2 separate regions of the Mus musculus genome follow, and region 1 is linked to region 2. A link is a loop called in an ENCODE intact Hi-C map of the cell type or tissue named here. Cell type or tissue: gastrocnemius. All regions are shown on one strand. Links, peaks and the distances in the headings refer to the core of each region. The heading gives the core; the rest is flanking DNA.

Region 1 (5,372 bases), core at 146-5,145, 54 kb after region 2:
GGTCAAATCATCCTTGGACAACAAGACATCCACACCCAGGAAGGATGGCCTAGCTCCACCCTCCCCCAGCCTCGTCTCTGACCTGCTCAGTGAGCTCCACATATCTGAGATCCAGAAGCTGAAACAGCAGCTGGTGCAGGTGAGCGCGCAGAGCCTCATGCCCCATCCCTCCCTCTCCCCGTGCCTTTTGCAACACTGTAAGCTGTGCTTTTGTGACATGTAGCTGCCTTTAACTTCCTCATACCATACATGAAATTCTTACTGGTAAAGAGTAGTGTCCCAGAGGAGTAGGTTCCTGATTACTGTGTAAGGTTTAGTACCTTGGTACCCATGCTGCTCCCTTTGCTACCCAAATCATGTATGGGTGAGGTGACCTGTCCCTCGTGTAACTCCTACCTACAGACCACAGCTAGAGTCTTTGCAGGGCCATACATCGTCATATCTGAAAGTTTACTGTTGATCTATAAATGAGTGTTCTCCACAACATGAGAAAGGGAAGTGGCGGAGAGCTGGGACACTTAGGGACCCTGCCAGCATGCCCTGGACCCAGAGTTCCACAAATGAAACCCAGCTCCACCCCAGCACATGTTTAGTGACCTCTTATGGATGAGCACTATTGTTGGTGATAGTCATGGTCGCTGTGGTGAATTCTGTCCAGTCTGCTGTCAACAAGTGGCATGGGCAGGGAATTTACATAGCCCTTGGCCCATCTGGCTCAGCATGAGATGTTGTTTGGTCATCCTAGAGTCTTCTAAGCCTTGTTGACCTGTTTTCCTGCTATAACTACCTTTGCAGATGGAGCGGGAGAAGGTGGGCCTGCTGGCAACACTGCAGGACACACAGAAGCAGCTGGAGCAGGCTCGGGGAACCCTCTCTGAGCAGCATGAGAAGGTGAATCGTCTCACAGAGAACCTTAGTGCCCTCCGGCGCCTGCAGGCTGGCAAGGAGCGACAGACCTCGTTGGATAATGAGAAGGACCGTGACAGCCACGAAGACGGTGACTACTATGAGGTGGACATCAATGGGCCTGAGATCCTGGCCTGCAAGTACCACGTGGCTGTGGCTGAGGCTGGCGAGCTCCGGGAGCAGCTCAAGGCGTTGCGCAGCACACACGAAGCTCGCGAAGCCCAGCACGCAGAAGAAAAGGGCCGGTATGAGGCTGAGGGCCAGGCACTCACTGAGAAGATCTCTCTGCTGGAGAAGGCTAGCCACCAGGACCGAGAGCTGCTGGCCCATCTGGAAAAGGAGCTGAAGAAGGTGAGCGATGTGGCTGGTGAGACCCAGGGCAGCCTGAATGTGGCTCAGGATGAGCTGGTGACCTTCAGCGAGGAGCTGGCCAACCTCTACCACCATGTGTGCATGTGCAACAACGAGACGCCCAACCGTGTCATGCTCGACTATTATCGTGAGGGCCAGGGCAAGGCTGGCCGCACCAGCCCAGAGGGCCGCGGGCGCCGGTCACCTGTCCTCTTGCCCAAGGGGCTGTTGGCCACAGAGGTGGGCCGAGCAGATGGTGGGACTGGGGACAACAGTCCTTCACCCAGTTCTTCACTGCCGTCACCTCTGAGTGACCCCCGCCGGGAACCTATGAACATCTACAACCTGATCGCCATCATCCGAGACCAGATCAAGCACCTGCAGGCAGCCGTGGACCGTACGACCGAGCTGTCCCGGCAGCGGATTGCCTCGCAGGAGCTGGGCCCTGCTGTGGACAAGGACAAGGAAGCACTCATGGAGGAGATCCTCAAGCTGAAGTCCCTGCTGAGTACCAAGCGGGAGCAGATCACCACACTGCGCACCGTGCTCAAGGCCAACAAGCAGGTGAGAGGAGTGGGAGGGGGCGCTGCCACCAGAGCCTGCTGGGGGGCGCTGCCTCCAGAGCCTGCTGTTGGGAGGGATCACTGCCCACTGCTGCCACAGCCCCTAGGCCTGTGCCATCACCTTGTTGCTGCTGTCTCCTTCCTCAGGGCTTCCAGCCAGGGGATGGAGTGAGTGTGGGGATTAGAGGGTGCTTTAGCCAGAGCTTTTCAGTCATTAAGTACTGCTGCTTCTGTCCACCTTACAGTTGCTCACGCTGTGGTAACAGAGAGCAGTGGTCTGAGTGCCCTGTGGGTTCTCCAGGACAGAGTCTATGGTGCATCATTCTTCCTTGCTAATCAGGGTTGAAGCTAGGACTTACTGAGGCAAACTGGCATGCCAGGAGCATGGCTAGCATTTTGTCCCGACAGCTGCATGAGAAAAAATTTTTTTCAGAGAATTTTTCATGGTCAGCAGTTCCACCTTGGGCCCAGGGTTTCCACCTTGAACACAGGGCCTTACACCCTTCACCACCCCACTTTCTACTTCTCTGTCCCCCAGACAGCTGAGGTGGCCCTGGCCAACCTGAAGAGCAAGTATGAGAACGAGAAGGCCATGGTGACCGAGACCATGATGAAGCTACGGAACGAGCTCAAGGCCCTCAAGGAAGACGCAGCCACCTTCTCCTCCCTGCGTGCCATGTTTGCCACCAGGTACCTGCTACACTGTGATACTCTCCCTTCTGCAGCCTCTCTTCCCTGGAGCTACCTGTTAGCCTTACCCACAGCCTCCAGCCTCATTCCAGAGTCCCACAGGCCTGTTGGTTCAGCACTGTAGTAGCCCTGCCAGGCCCCCAACACAGCTCAAGGTTTGGAGACTACAGCCCAGTCCCAGCATGTGTGTGGGGCTGCCCTTCTCGACTGAGGAGGAGGAAAGTTTATGCGGTCCCAGGGCCCTCAGGTGGCTGCTCCCCAGCCTCCCGTGCCTCTTGTAGGCAGTGCCATTTTGGTAGACATTCAGCAGAGGTGTGCATCCATTTCCCTGTTCCCATTTCCCTCTTCATGACCCTGGATGCTCCATTTCCTGTGCTTTGAGCATAGGAGTCCTAGAAGCAAAGGGCTAAGGGAGTGAGCTCAGGGGATGGGGAGTACAGTTTTGAGGTCTAGTTACCAGTGGTGACAGATGCGGCCCAGACTAGTTTGTTATTCCTCTCCTGTAGTGTAGTCAGGGCTCCAACGCAGCCAGTTTGCCATCCATTCCCAGCCTTCCTGTCAGGGATGGGCAAGCGAGCTTTAGGCCTGGGGTTATGCAGTTTCCTTCCTCTCCCCTGGGGGTTCTTCCTGTGGCCTGGGAAAGAGCAGTCTTAAAGGGTGGAAAACAAGGCCCCTGCCTATCACCCTCCAAAGACAGGTGGTGCCACCTGCTGCTCAGTGTTGGAATGACAGTGTGGGGATGGCAAGGCTGAGCACCGAAACTGGGTCAGCTGGCTGTTTCCTGTAAAGTGTGAAGAAGCTGAGACAGGATGGGCCAGGACCTGTTTCCCTCCCTCCAGCCCCAGTCTCTTAGCATCCCTGCAGGTAGGTCCTGCCAAGGCAGGCACAAGCAGAAGAGTCCAGCATTTCTCTGGACATTTCCTACCAGATCTTAGGGGAAGAAAAACATTTTTTTGAGACAGGTCTCACTATGTAGCCCAGGAACTTGCTATGTGGATCAGGCTGGCCTAGAACTCATGGAACTCTTCTTCCCTCTGCAGCCCACCCCCACTCCCACCCCAAACCCTACCCCACCCTACCCCCTTGGTGGGATTAGGAAAGAATTCTTGTAATTCCTCAGCATCTTGTACAAATCATAACCTTTGAAGTTTGTTCTGTTTATAAAGACCTGACTTTTCTGGTGAATCCGGGATTTCAAACATATGAGGAAGACAGTATGTAGTCTCTGAGGGGAGCTCTTAGGCACCAGCAGGGTGTGGGTAAAGCAGAGCCATGGGTAGCAGAAGGGCAGTGCTTAGAGCCCATGTGTCCACCACCACCTCTAGAGACACTTGCCCAGTGTCTTAAGATTCCACCAGACCCAAACTAGGCAGGTGTGCCGGTGTCACCCAGGGAACCTTGGCCAGGCTCTCTCCCTCCACTCGATGGGGGTGGGGCATGCTGCATCACAGCAGGTGGAGGCTTGGGTGCTCTGATTGTCACTCAGCAAAGGCTTACTAACCACCAGCTACGGTTTGCAGTAGGATCAAGCTCAGTCCTCTCTCAGTTTACACCCAGATCCTGGGAGCTAGTGATGTCCCAGTATCTGAGATACCTTTTTGTTCTTAAAGTGGGAGAGAGCTTACTGGAAGAAAGTCAAATGGATGAGCGCCAAGCCTTGCTTATCAGAACCACTTCAAGCCTGCAAACAAATACCCCCATGTCTTAGGGTTGCTGTAATGAAATACCATGGCCCAAAACTACTTGGGGAGTGTATTTTACCTGATAGCTTCTAGTTAATCAGCTAGGGAAGTTAGGGCAGGAGCCGGTGCAGAGGCCATGGAGGGGTGCTGCTTACTTGCATGCTCCTCGTGGCTTGCTCAGCCTGCTTTCTAACAACACCCAGGACCCAGGCATGGCCCCACCATGGTGAGCTGGGCCTTCCCACATCACTAATTAAGAGAATGTATCACTGGCTTACCCAAAGACCAATCTGGCAGAGGTATTTTCTCAATTGAGGTACCCTCTTCCCAAATGACTATAGTCTCTATGTCAGGCTAACATAGAAAGTAGCCAGCACTCCCCAAGCCTTCTGCCCTCTCTCCCTGCAAAGAAACAAATGCAGTACCACTGAGTTGAAGGTAACCTTGCTGTTCTGTTTGAGCACTGCCTCTCTCGTCCTGGCCATGGCCTTATTCCAAAGGAGCCTTTGCACCAGGAACCAGAACAAGCTTCACCAGCTCTGGCCCCAGCTCAGGCTCCAGGAGAGATGCCTTGGAGTGCAGTGGGCACCCGGGCCTGCTCTCCCTCTCAGCCTCTCAGCTGTGCTTTGTCTCCACAGGTGTGACGAATACATCACACAGCTGGATGAGATGCAGCGGCAGCTGGCAGCTGCCGAGGACGAGAAGAAGACCCTTAACTCTCTGTTGCGCATGGCCATCCAGCAGAAGCTGGCGCTCACCCAGCGGCTGGAGCTGCTGGAGCTGGACCATGAACAGACCCGCAGGGGCCGCAGCAAGGCCGCCTCCAAGGCCAAGCCAGCCTCACCGAGCGTAAGTCACACCTGCGCCTGCGCCAGCGAGAGGGCGGAGGGCGCCGGGCTGGCCAACCAGGTGTTCTGCAGCGAGAAGCACAGCATTTACTGTGATTAGGGCTGTGGGGCGCCGCACACCTAACGTCCGCTTCACCTCAACTAACCCAGCTGCAGCAGCGGGACAGCAGTGCTAGGCCGCTCCTAACGTGACTAACGCACAGAGGGCGGCACTCTAGGCAAGTGGCAGCGTTGGGGTACATCTGTAACCAGGACACTTTGAGCTTTGTGCTGCTTTTCATGCCACAGCCCCGCCCCCAGGATATACCATGTCAGTTGCTGTCCTTTGGGAT
Region 2 (5,372 bases), core at 297-5,296:
TGAGGATGTGACTGAGAGGCCTGTGAGCCTGGGTGGGTCTGATACATTATACATCTCAGGGTGGTGCCCCAGTGATGAAGGTTGGTCCTAGCTCAGCAGATTAGCTTGGGAAGAGTTAATGCTACCACTCTCTTTCTCCTCTGAATCAGAGCCACAAGCTGAGTGTGCTAGGCAACCTGAAGTTCCTATTTGCCTTGTAAAATGTTACTAGCATAGGCAAATGCTACAAAGAAAGTAGCTGTAGCTCAGTTGATAGAGTACTTATCCAGCATACACAAAGCCCTGAGTTCCAAGACACCAAGTAAACCAGGTGTAGTGGTAACCCCAGCTATTGGGAGGTAGAGGGAAGAGAATCAGGAGTTCAAGGTCACCCTCAGCTGCATGAGTTTGAGGCCAGCCTGTCTCAGAAGGAAGTGAGCAAGAAATTCAGGCAAATGGCTTAATGCGTAAAGGTACTTAACGCACAAGCCCGATGAGCTGAATTGGGATCTCCAGAACCTATGAAAAAAGCTAGATGTGGTAGCACAATTTGTAGTACAAACTCTGTGTGGTATGGAGAGCATGCGTGCCAACTTAGAAACCAACACAGACACAAATCAGCTGAAGGATTAAGGAAGCAAGAACTGCAGAGAAGGCAAATTGAAGGAGGTGGTTTTCTCTGAGGAAGAAGGGAGAGGCTGGGGGCTGGAGAGAGTACATCGCAGGGAACTACAGATTTCAAAATGGCATTGTTCTTAAAGCCTGCAATAAAAATGACTCAGTGTTGAGACAGAGAGAGAGAGAGAGAGAGAGAGACAGAGACAGAGACAGAGACAGAGACAGAGACAGAGACAGAGACAGAGACAGCGGGCACTCAGCAGGACACAGTCATTTATGGGAACAAACACTTCCAACACAGGCCCCAAATTTTCCATTATGGAGTGTTTTTCTGTCTCTAGGCTTTTTTCCCCTTAAGACTTCTACCCATAATAAGAACTAGACAGAGGCGTTTGTTTGTTTGTTTCCTTTAGTTTTCCTTTGGTGAAAACAAGGAAACAAAGAAACAAATGAAAGATCTTTCTCTGGCTCTTGGTGGAGCATCCTGTGGCCAGCACTCTGGAGCCTTGGCCCATGGGCCTGGATATCTGGTGTCTGCAAGGGTTGTTTTGGGAGATGACACCATTCTCCTAGAATCTCACACCCTTCTTGGTCAAACTCCCAAGAAGGTGTCCCCCATTCACCTTTCCTTCTCCTATGCTACAAGCACCCGAGCCAGGCCAGCTGCACCCTGACCTTACCGGCTGGATCCAGGAGGTATCCTGTTCTCAGGCCAGGGGCCCAGCTGTTCTCAGAAGTGGATGAAATAAAACCTACTCTCCAGGTTCCACTTAGCTGGAGAAGCGGCCTTCTCTGCCAGGTGCTAAGGGCAACTTCTGTGGCCCGCTGCGCCCTGTGGCATGTGAATATTGGCCAGGGTGTGTGTGCAAAAGAGAAGAGGCTCATTTCAGCTCCTTTCCTTTCCCTCAAGGTCTCTTGGCTCTTCATGGTGCTTCTAATCTGCAATTTAACATCACTCAATGGAAATGTAGAGTTTAAAGCATGGGGCTAGAGAGATGGCTCGGCAGATACCAGCACCTGTTAACCCTTACAGAGGGCCCAAGTTTGGTTCCCAGTGCTCTGCAACTCCAGTCCCAGAGGACCCAAGACCATATTCTGGACTCCTTGGGTGTACAAACCCACACCTAGCTATGCATATATACACATAATTTTCCCATTTATTTGTTTATTTATTTATTTATTTATTTATTCATCATTCATTCACTTTACATCCCAGTCACAGCCCCCCTCCTCCTATTTCCCCTTCACACGGCCCCTCTTCCATCCCCCTCTCCTCTTCTCCTCTGAGAAGGGGGAGGCCCCACCTTGTCATATCAAGTCACTGCAGGACTAGGTAAATCCTCTCCCACTGATACTAGACAAGACTGTCCAGTTAAGGGCACACAATTTAAAATAAGAATACATCTTTTAAAAAATAAGTCTTAACAATTAGCATGACTTCGTTTATATCCTGCAGTGCCAGGTATTTTTTTAACATATGATTATTCAGTGTGTGTGTGTGTGTGTGTGTGTGTGTGTGTGTGTGCATGCACGTGCCGGAGATTGATGCTGAGTGTCTCCCTCAATTACTTTCCATATCGTTGTCACCATTTTCGTAGTCCGGATTGAACCTAAGGCCTCGAACTTGCTTGGCAAGTGTTCTACCACTGACCTCTCCCCAGCTCCACCTTATTTCTGAAACAAGGCTTCTCACTGAACCTGGAGCTGACCAGTTCAGCTAGACTGGCTAGTCAACAATCCCCAGGGATTCTCCTGTCTGTGTCCCCAGCCCTGGGATTACTGGCCTGCACTGTTATATCTGCCTTGACAAGAAATAGCATTTTATAGCCCCCGGAGATGTCAGAAACTCTTCCAAGCATCCCATCTCTACCCAGCTAGAGTTCTCCAAGTCGTCCCGTTTGTCAAACCCAAGTGGGCACCTAGTCTAGTCCCCTAGGGCACACACCTGCTAGATCTGCTTGATCACTGATCTTGGAAGGGTTCTTCAGGTGTCAATAGTGAGTTACACAGGGCCACACCCACTTGGGTATCCCGTCAATAACTCACTTCCCCTCTGCTGTCTGCCCACAGCCATGCTACTGGTCACAGCTTATAAGTCAGCGACATCCTAAAACAAGAGCTTTTAGCATTGTGCAATCCTTCCACCACTGCAAGGAAAGCAGTCCATGGCCATCCCATCTGGTGCCTTGGCTCTGAGTTTCTCCTTAGTAGGTCATGGTATAGTGGCCTTGGGGGTCAGATTTTAGCCATTCACTGTAAAGTAGCTATCTATAAATTAAATGGCTCTACAGCTCAGTGGGGATTGCTCACAGGGTACCATCACTGTGGCCATGGACGTGGCAGACCCCCAGATGTTTCTCTAGCCATCTTGTGGGTGTGCTCAAGCACCCACTTGCAGCCCTCACAGGATGTGCCTTCTCACTGTGGATCTCTTCTCAGCACTGTCTTCCCCAGAGTGTCTCTTTGCTGTCACTCATGTGTCTTGGGGATTCAGATTTCAGGATTATTTTAGGTTCCTCAGGCTTAGTGGAGTTCCAGTTAATGTCCACTTTCAAGCCAGTAATTTTTGTCTCTAACAATAGGTATCATACATAGCAACAGAGACCTTGTCCAAAATTCCAGTTCTAACCACTGGGTGGCGATCACAGACTCCTGACATCAACCCCAATCTAAGGTTTACCTTTGTTACCTTTGTGTGTGTGTGTGTGTGTGTGTGTGTGTGTGTGTGTGTGTGTGTGTGTACCACATGATGCTCTGAAGAGAATTTCTTGGTGGTAAGATTGCAGTGTCTAATGTTATCATTAATTAATGCAATCATCTTTCTGCCTGGCAGGTATTGTATAATGTTTCAAATTAATGGTATATAATAATGTCCATGGGATTATGTGATCCCGTATGTTCTCAGTTCACATGGGCTGAGGAGCAAGCTTACCTATTTGCCATCTCGAAACAGGAGTGGAAGGGGGTCTCTAATCTGATGTAGCACCAATCCCACACACAAGTTCTGAGTGAGGAGATAACTGCAGTCACCACACAGAAATCCATTCAGACATTCCTGCATATTCTCAGGTCAGGTTCCTCAAGCCAGCAGCCACTACCTCCTCATATCCTTCCCATTGAACTGGAGCCCCCGTCAGGACTTTATCAACAGGGTAGTGCAATTACAGTTTATAGGGGTCCTGTATCCAAGTATGCAGAAAAGTTTCTTCTACGGCCCCTGGGAACCTCACTCACATATTTGAAGGTATTTGGAAGTGGAGCCTTTAGGAGGTTGTGAGGGTGGGGCACCTGTCTTGGGATTAGTGGTCAGAGACTCCCCGACACTCCTTACCCACTCGCTTTTCTATCCACCTCCTTTCACGCTTCTGATTGCGGGACATGTAAAAGAAACAGACTATTTTTCTTCTTCTCTATTTCGTGTTTTGTGCTGTTGTTTCTATCCAAAGATTAAAGAAGACAGAACTCTGCTTTAAAAAATTGTAAAGAAGCCACTTGGCAGAAATTCAAATTCCTCTGGGGTCAGAACTTTTTTGAAATAAAAATTTGAGGGCAAGGTTGCACTTGGTGCTGAAATTTCCATTTTGCTTACCAGCTGAAGGGCTCTACATTAGCCACTTGCGTACGATTGAAGCCTAGCTCTGACCCCTCAGGACTGATTCATATTGGGACGAAAACCTCAGTGGGACCCATGCTAAGAGTGCTTGATACTTGATCTGACACAGATGCTCACCCTTTTGCAAAAATAAAACCTTTTATCTTCATGAAATGCTTAGGATTGTGTGGTCATTTTATTGAGATTCATTTCTAACCTAGTGTAGAAGCCAGAGAAGACTTCACTGTGGCCACGGTGAGAACCCAATTTTCTGCTCAAGCACAGATCTTGGCCAAAGGTAGAAGCCATCTTGGCTCCGAGTATAAGCTGGCAAGCCTTTGGCTGAATGCTCAACTGTGAAGTCACAGAGGCCCAAGCCGGGAAGCAAGACTTAGGCATAAAAATAAATAAAACAAAACAGCCTGACATCATCAGGGAGACAGAGTTTGGGAACAGACACACACACAAACAAAAACACTATCTGAGTTGGTACAATGCTGGACTTCAAATGCCAAGTACATAACAAGCGCTCAGGAAAAAAAAAAAAAAAAAAAAAAGAAAGAAAGAAAAAAGAAATCCAGAGGAATTGTATCCCATTGTCTCCAGACACTGCATTAACAGACAACGCCTTCAAGGCAGCTGTTGTAAAGAAGTTCAAAGATGAAATTTTTGAGAGAAGGTAAGTAGCTAAAAGATATGCATAACAGTAACAATTCAGCGGATAGGGAAATTCAACAACAGGTTATGCAGAAGAACCAAGAGGAAATTCTAATTTGGGAGCTGAGGAGCCTAAGGACAGAAGAGGAGCACCTCCTAAAAACACTGTGATGATTGACCAGGGAGTGGCACCATTTGGAGGTGTGACCTGGTTGTAGTAGGTGTGTCACTGTGGGTGTGGGCTTAACACTCTCACCCTAGGTGCCTGGAAGTCAGTCTTCCACTAGCAGCCTTCAGGTGAAGATGTAGAACTCTCAGCTCTGCCTGCACCATGCCTGCCTGGATGTTGCCTTGCTCCCACCTTGATGATAATGGACTGAACCTCTGAACCTGTAAGCCAGCCCCAATTAAATGTTGTTTTTTTATAAGTCTTGCCCAGGTCATGGTGTCTGTTCACAGCAGTAAAACTCTAAGACAGAAGTTGGTACCAGGAGTTGGGTATTGCAGTGATAGGCCTGACCATGCT

What was found. Peaks named below come from ENCODE experiments on the same cell type or tissue, not always from the same donor. Only the 100,000 strongest peaks of a DNase experiment are listed, where the experiment ranks them.
Region 1: a loop joins it to region 2, with 6 times the contacts of the local background. A loop is called at or near these places in 22 of 42 quality-filtered maps.

The regions. Positions count from the first base shown.
Region 1 is chr13:49,378,213-49,383,584 of GRCm38, forward strand. It overlaps Bicd2 (BICD cargo adaptor 2), which reads left to right. Exons shown (of 7, transcript NM_001039179.2): 4 at 1-139; 5 at 796-1,821; 6 at 2,359-2,510; 7 at 4,831-5,372. The coding sequence ends at 5,140. Among named protein-coding and RNA genes, the nearest start is that of Bicd2, 39 kb to the left of the region's middle. In gastrocnemius, for the core only: no CTCF peak of the experiment used is centred there; DNase peaks (open chromatin) are centred at 3,220 and 4,986; H3K4me3 peaks cover 616 bases; H3K27ac peaks cover 2,074 bases.
Region 2 is chr13:49,323,782-49,329,153 of GRCm38, forward strand. No RefSeq gene overlaps it. Among named protein-coding and RNA genes, the nearest start is that of Bicd2, 15 kb to the right of the region's middle. In gastrocnemius, for the core only: a CTCF peak has its summit at 3,203 (motif pointing right); DNase peaks (open chromatin) are centred at 3,236 and 4,524; H3K27ac peaks cover 1,289 bases.